Linked DNA regions of Homo sapiens: region 2 is linked to region 1. Evidence: chromatin contacts called from ENCODE Hi-C data. All regions are on one chromosome and are shown on one strand. The core of a region is the stretch at or near the end of the contact, and the rest is flanking DNA. Distances in the headings are between cores, read along the strand shown. Region 1 overlaps ARHGEF38 (Rho guanine nucleotide exchange factor 38). Region 2 has its middle 180 kb from the start of TET2.

Region 1 (2,986 bases), core at 2-2,501:
AAAACATCAAATATACAAGAAAAGTCTTTCTTTGAATTCTTAGTCCACATTTGTATCAAATGGACTAAGTTTACCTTATATGAAAATGTTGCCAATTTAAATAATCTGCTACATTGGTGAGTCAAACTAGCCCCGCTAAAATGAATGTCATTGATAGCTGTATTCTTATATATTTTCTCCAATTCTTTTTTGTGCTTTTACTTTTTGTTATTTTTCTTTACTTGTTTTTGGCTTCCTATGAAACTCTTATAAGCAGTTCTCAGAATTGGTGTCTTAGACCATGCCAGGTAAAACTTTTCCATTATGGTAACATTTATGGTCGTTTATTTGGCACATTTGGCTTTTGCTCTCAATACTGTGAATTACAATTCTCAAAATTCTAACTCACATTTTCTAGGTTGTTTTATTTGAATTGTTTATAGGTTGTTGATTTTTCACACTTTGACCTTGTTATTTAGCTATCTTTCAATGCTGTCTGCTCTCTGCCTTCCTCATTGTGGACTTTAATTTCATTCTATTAGTTCTCTCCACTAAGGTAATAGCAATTCTCTTAAGGTTCTCAGAATTCTCATGTCAGATCTGCCTTTTTCCCACTTCTCAAAACTTTTAACCTTTGATTAAGTAAATAAATGTTCGGGTACTCATATGACTCTTATCAGCGTTTATATGAGTGCTGAGGTAGTTAGTTGACACCACCAGTTCATTCAGTTCACTACCTTTTCAATGTTCGTTAGTTCTTTCCTGTTCTCACTTCCCTTCTGGACATTTAACTACCAGTGTCTTTGAGCACAAACCACCTGTCATCACTGTCAAAATGTGTAGATTAACACATACAGTTTTCAGATAACTATAGCAATAATCTGTAAACCAAGCTTAGCTAAACCTGGGGCAACATAAATATTTTACAACTACAGGTTAAGCTAGGAGAGAATTTGGGTATCATCGGATTCATCATCTTTTCTCTATACAAAATCAAACTCAGACCACTCCCAGTAAAAACAAAACAAAACAAGTCATTTTATTTAAGTGAAAATTGGATGAAGGAAGTTGAAAACTGAGGAAAGTACCAGAAGTTCCTGGCTTAACTGAGTCACCTTGTATGAGTGAATCAGTGTACAAATGAGTGATTAGATCTAGCCCTTGACTGACAACTGTTCTGTGACAATCGTGCTGTAAACTTTAATCTTAACTTCAAGGCTTTTCTATGTCAGACCTTTACCGAACTGATAATACATCAAACTCAGCAGTTACACATCTTCTTTAATAGCAGCACTGTGAGAGGTTTTGCAAAGAAGGCAAACGTTATCCACATCAGTTAGTGTTGAAACATTTAGTGGGAAAACAGGTTCTAGTTATTTATTATCCAAACAGGGCAGTGAGAGATACTCTATGTTTTTGGCTATAAGTCAAAGTAAATCAAACTAGAGTAGACTAATCTAACAATGGAAAGGGCAAAAAGTGATTGAAAGGAATAGCTGGAGGAATTTGAGTACTGTACTTATTTTTATTTTTCTTTGTTTTTTAATTATTTTCAGTTGCTAAAATTCACATAGTGCAAATCTACCAAAGATCTCAAGGGGGCTATAGAATTCCTCAGCTACTCGGTTTCCTCCCCTAGAGGCAAACTCCATTACCAGCATCTTTTTACCCATCCAATGATATTTCAAGTGTATGTGTTTGAATGCACACTTGGTAGATTTTATTTCTATAACAAGAAAGTTATGTGTATTTATTTTGAATTTACTCATATTTGGTTTAATCATGTGCCTTATGCTCAAAAATTTGTGTTTTCTAAAAAATGGTTTAAAATATATATAATTTTGTATTGACAGGAATTCAGTTGGAATTTTCTGTTAAAATTTTGATATACTATATGGCAACATTATATAAATAATTTTCACTAGAAAAAATATATAGAGGAAAATAATCACCTGTAGTCTTGCCACTTAGAAATAAGCACAATAATTATTTTGGCTTATTGTTTATACAAACATACTGAAATATTTTCTGGAATAGGAATTATACCATACACAGTTGTCCCTCAGTATCTACGGGGCACTGGCTCCAGGATCCACCAAGAATACCAAAATACATGGAAGCTTAAGTGTCTGACGTAAAATGCAATGGTTACATTTACACATAACCTACACACATCCTACTGTATACTTTAAATCATCTCTAGATTATTTATGGTACCTAATACAATGTAAATGCCATCTAAATTGTTGTTATACTATATTGTTTAGGGAATAATGATAAGAAAGAGAGTCTGTTCAATACAGATGCATTTTAAAAAATATTCTTGATCCACAGAGGACTGATTCCATAGACATGGAACTCAAGGATTCAGAGGGTTGACTGTATGCCATTATGGAATATTTTCCCCTGATGACAACTATATATTTACACATTTTATTTTCAGCCACAAATAACAAATATGAAATTGAAAATTTAAAAAAACTTATTAAAATAAGGGACCATAAATTTGATGTTCATGCTCTCTCTCAATTCAGAGTCCTTGAATGTAAAATGGTGCCTATTACCAGTGTTATCAGTCATACCTAGGTTAGCAGTGGGCTGTTTCAATGTCAGGATGGTGGGGAGTATATTGAGCAATGGTTCTGTGTGACATCCTACAAAATCTCTCCCTCAGGGTCCAAAGTGGGTGAGGAAAGCCCTGGGATAGGGAAACACAAAAGAGAGGGAGTTAGGGAGGGAAAATTCTTAGCTGGCCGCTTTTTCAAAGGAGCAAGGGAGGGAAGGCACTCCAGGGCTCAGGCATTCAGCTTCCTGCTTGTGCCCCCCACCCCAAACCAAGTTGCTGTAGCGTCAGCCATCATACCAACCCTGTCAGAGAAGGCTGCGTGTGAGGAGGGCTCACCAACTCCCTGAGAACACAGTATAGATCCAAGTATCCCTGAAAGGAGACAGGGAGGAGGGGAATATAGATGTACTATAATAATAAAAATACTGTTCAAAGACCATA
Region 2 (3,271 bases), core at 126-2,625, 630 kb before region 1:
CATTTTTATTCTGCACGTAGATACACAGTTTTGTCAACACTATCTATTGAAGAGACTGACCTTTTCCCACTGTGTTTTCTTGGCATCTTTGTCAAAAATCAAACGGCCATATATATGTGGATTTATTTCTGGGCTCTCTACTCTGTTCCATTGGTTTATGTGTCTGTTTTTATGCCAGTATCATGCTGTTTTGATTACTATACTATTTTGAAGGCAAGTAGTACAATGCCTCCAGCTTTGTTCTTTTTGCTGCCAAAGTGTTTTTCATTAAAAATTTTCCTCGCAAGTGGAAAACATGATATAGGAAGAGAAAACACTTCTACGGCCAGAATGTTAGACAATGTTACTTATTCTTGAAATTAATTCTTTTGAGCCATGTTCCTCAGAATGATGTGATCTTAACATGAACACAGGAATAGCCTCACGGTAAAGAAGTCTGCTATGAATGATTGTTTTAGAGCTCTTGAAACTTCCAGGTTCCTGGAGACAAGGGCTTATCATAAAATAGCTCATATCAAGGTTGAAAATATGAGAAATAATTAGTAGTAATATATTGTAATCTCGCAGTCTGTTTCTAACCTGTCAGATGCACAAGTAGAATGATCATTCAGAGTATCCTTTAGTTGAATGTTAATCTTCCCCTAAAAAAGAAAATAGAGTGACTATCTTTTCCCATCATACACACATGAGTATTGTATATAATCAAAGTGCTTTTCCACTCTCTGGAAAACACAGTACCCATGTAAAGTGTATCAACACTGGAAACAAAACAGTTGGACTTATAATATTGTGAGCTCTCTGAAACCAGAAGCATTCGGCAGGAGCTGGAGTTTCAAATGCTAAAACAGAAATATAAAATCTTCCTGAGACAGAAGGATAAACTTCCAGATTTCTTCAAATCTCAGCTTGAAATTTTTAATTGCTATGTTTAGATTTTCTGAAAACCATTCTGTGAATTATTATTGTTTGATAACTGAAGGTTGATGTCCTTGCTTAGGTACACAGCAGCCCACCTTTATTTTTTAACAAATCTCCTTTCTTTCTTCTAGTCCCAACTCCTCAAAACACTGACTACTACTTACTCAAACCAGGGGCTGATAAAACTAGTTAACTTTCCCCTCAATACCTAGCATGCTGTAAGCAACTGGATAAAACCTAATTACCTACCTCATAAGTGAAACTTTTAAATCTATTTGTGCACTTCCAGTGTATCAGGCAGTTCATCCACGGAAGGTTAAAGAAATACTGAGAAACACTAATAAAACTTAAGAAGAAAGCATTCTTTGCTTTCATTGAGCTGGGAGGAAACTAGAAGTCTTCTAGTCCCACCCCTCCATGCTAGTAATAAGGAAACTAAGTTGCACAACACCACCCAGCTTGTTAAAGGCAGAGCTGAAACAAGAACCTGACATCCAATCCGGAGTTCAGTTTTCACTAACATATGCACCTTGACTTCGCTTGAATTTCCTCCTTTTGATTGACAAAGAGTGAAAGTACTGGTGGCCTAATTTTATAAGAAACCACTGAAAATTCTTGAGAAAACTGGTTTACTGGTTCACAATTGACAGATTTAATTCAAGGGGGAGAAGAAAAGATGCTTTAAAGCACAGCAATTACTGGACTAACACACAGCTGGGCACATTCATGGGGACACACGAGTGCAGGAGATCACTGAGGGAGAAAGTACAGGAAAAAATTAATAAACAGCCTCTGCTTAACCATGGGAAAAGCCCATATTTACAGAGTGGGAGGAGGGTGAATAACATTAATTGCCACTCTGGGCTTCTTCCCCAAAGTACTCTAGGACTGGTTTTTCAAGAGTAAAGAAAGGGACTAGACAAGTTAAAACTGCCTGCGGCACATTTTCTTGTTATACAGATATAAACACACACGTGATTTGTGCCTTGGCCTCACACCCTGCTCACTGCAGACTAGTTCCTGGTCCCTGGTCTCCATTCAAAGAACACAGACCACGCAGGATGTCAGTGGAAGAGGAAACTTTGTACACTGTTGGTGGGAATGTAAATTAGTATAGCCATTATGGAAAACGGTTCCTCAAAGTTAAAAAGTACAAGTTTACCTAGGTAACAAACCTGCACATGTACCCCTGAACTTAAAATAAATGTTAAAAAAATAAATAAAAATAGGCCAGGTGAGGTTGCTCACACCTGTAATCCTAGCACTTTGGAAGGCCGAGGCAGGTGGATCACCTGAGGTCAGGAGTCTGAGACCAGCCTGGGCAACATGGCAAAAACCTCGTCTCTACTAAAGATATAAAAATTAGCTGGGCGTGGTGGCAGGTGCCTATAATCCCAGCTACTCAGGAGGCTGAGGTAGGAGAATCACTTGAACCTGGGGGGCAGAGGTTGCAGTGAGCCAAAATCCTGCCACTGCACTCCAGCCTGGGCAAAAGAGGGAAACTCCGTCTCAAAAAAAAAAAAAAAATTAAAAATTAAAAATATTTACCCATTTGCAAATTTTAAAAATCAAATATATATTTAAAAAGAGTTTAAACATTTTTTTCAGATTTTTTAAAAGTTTTATTCTGATTAATTCACACTGGATAGAAAACGAATAAACTTCCAAGAGAAGAGGCCCCCTTAAATTCATTTTTTCCATCAAGATGAATAAGTGTGCTTCTGTCCAATTGCCCTGAATAATATCTGATATTAATCTGAAATATTTTCTCAGCTGTGAATTTGGGTAGACATAATCCAATAAAATTATCATATGTACAGATAAAGTTATGATATTGGAAAATCAATGAACCTAGTCATTCTCCTGCCTTCCCTAAACAACTTACCTTAGTTAAAATCATTCTTTTTCCCCCCTTAAACTCAGTACATGTAAAATATTCAACACTTTTTTTTATGTTCTGCTGGACAATGATTACATTTACATAGGGAATAGTATGTAATAAGATGAGGAAACTAAGTCCAAGAAAATTTCAATAATATAAGATTATAGAACTTGTTCTATAGAATAAATTAAGTCAACTTATTAAATTATAAATTAAATGGAAGAGACAACCCACTGAGAAATTAACATGTAGGAACATGTTATAAATCCTAGAATATCAGAAATAAGTTTTCTCAAAAATCAAAAATTTTGTATCATGAATTTGGGAGTTTCTCCATCCTTATAAACATACCCTATGTCCCAATCCTCTCCCTCATTAGTATTTACAGAACAAGTTGTGTGCACCTTCCACATAACAGCCTCTCAAATATTTGAAAATGGTGACTGGATACTCTAGTTAATTCACTCTTGC

The links. A loop is a pair of places that touch in the nucleus more often than their neighbours do. Pooled maps may share reads with other maps.
Region 2: a loop to region 1 is called in a map with no recorded cell type, with 8 times the contacts of the local background. The contact joins two enhancer-like sites. A Hi-C loop is called at or near these places in 4 of 37 single-sample maps with no recorded cell type and 4 of 50 pooled maps.

What each region holds. Positions count from the first base shown.
Region 1 is chr4:105,593,565-105,596,550 of GRCh38, forward strand. All of the region lies in intron 2 of ARHGEF38 (Rho guanine nucleotide exchange factor 38), which reads left to right. Among named protein-coding and RNA genes, the nearest start is that of ARHGEF38-IT1, 33 kb to the left of the region's middle. Within about 2 kb of position 1,252, at least 3 of the 41 ENCODE cell types and tissues checked have a DNase peak (open chromatin) inside an H3K27ac peak, as active enhancers do.
Region 2 is chr4:104,965,441-104,968,711 of GRCh38, forward strand. No RefSeq gene overlaps it. Among named protein-coding and RNA genes, the nearest start is that of TET2, 180 kb to the right of the region's middle. Within about 2 kb of position 1,376, at least 11 of the 41 ENCODE cell types and tissues checked have a DNase peak (open chromatin) inside an H3K27ac peak, as active enhancers do.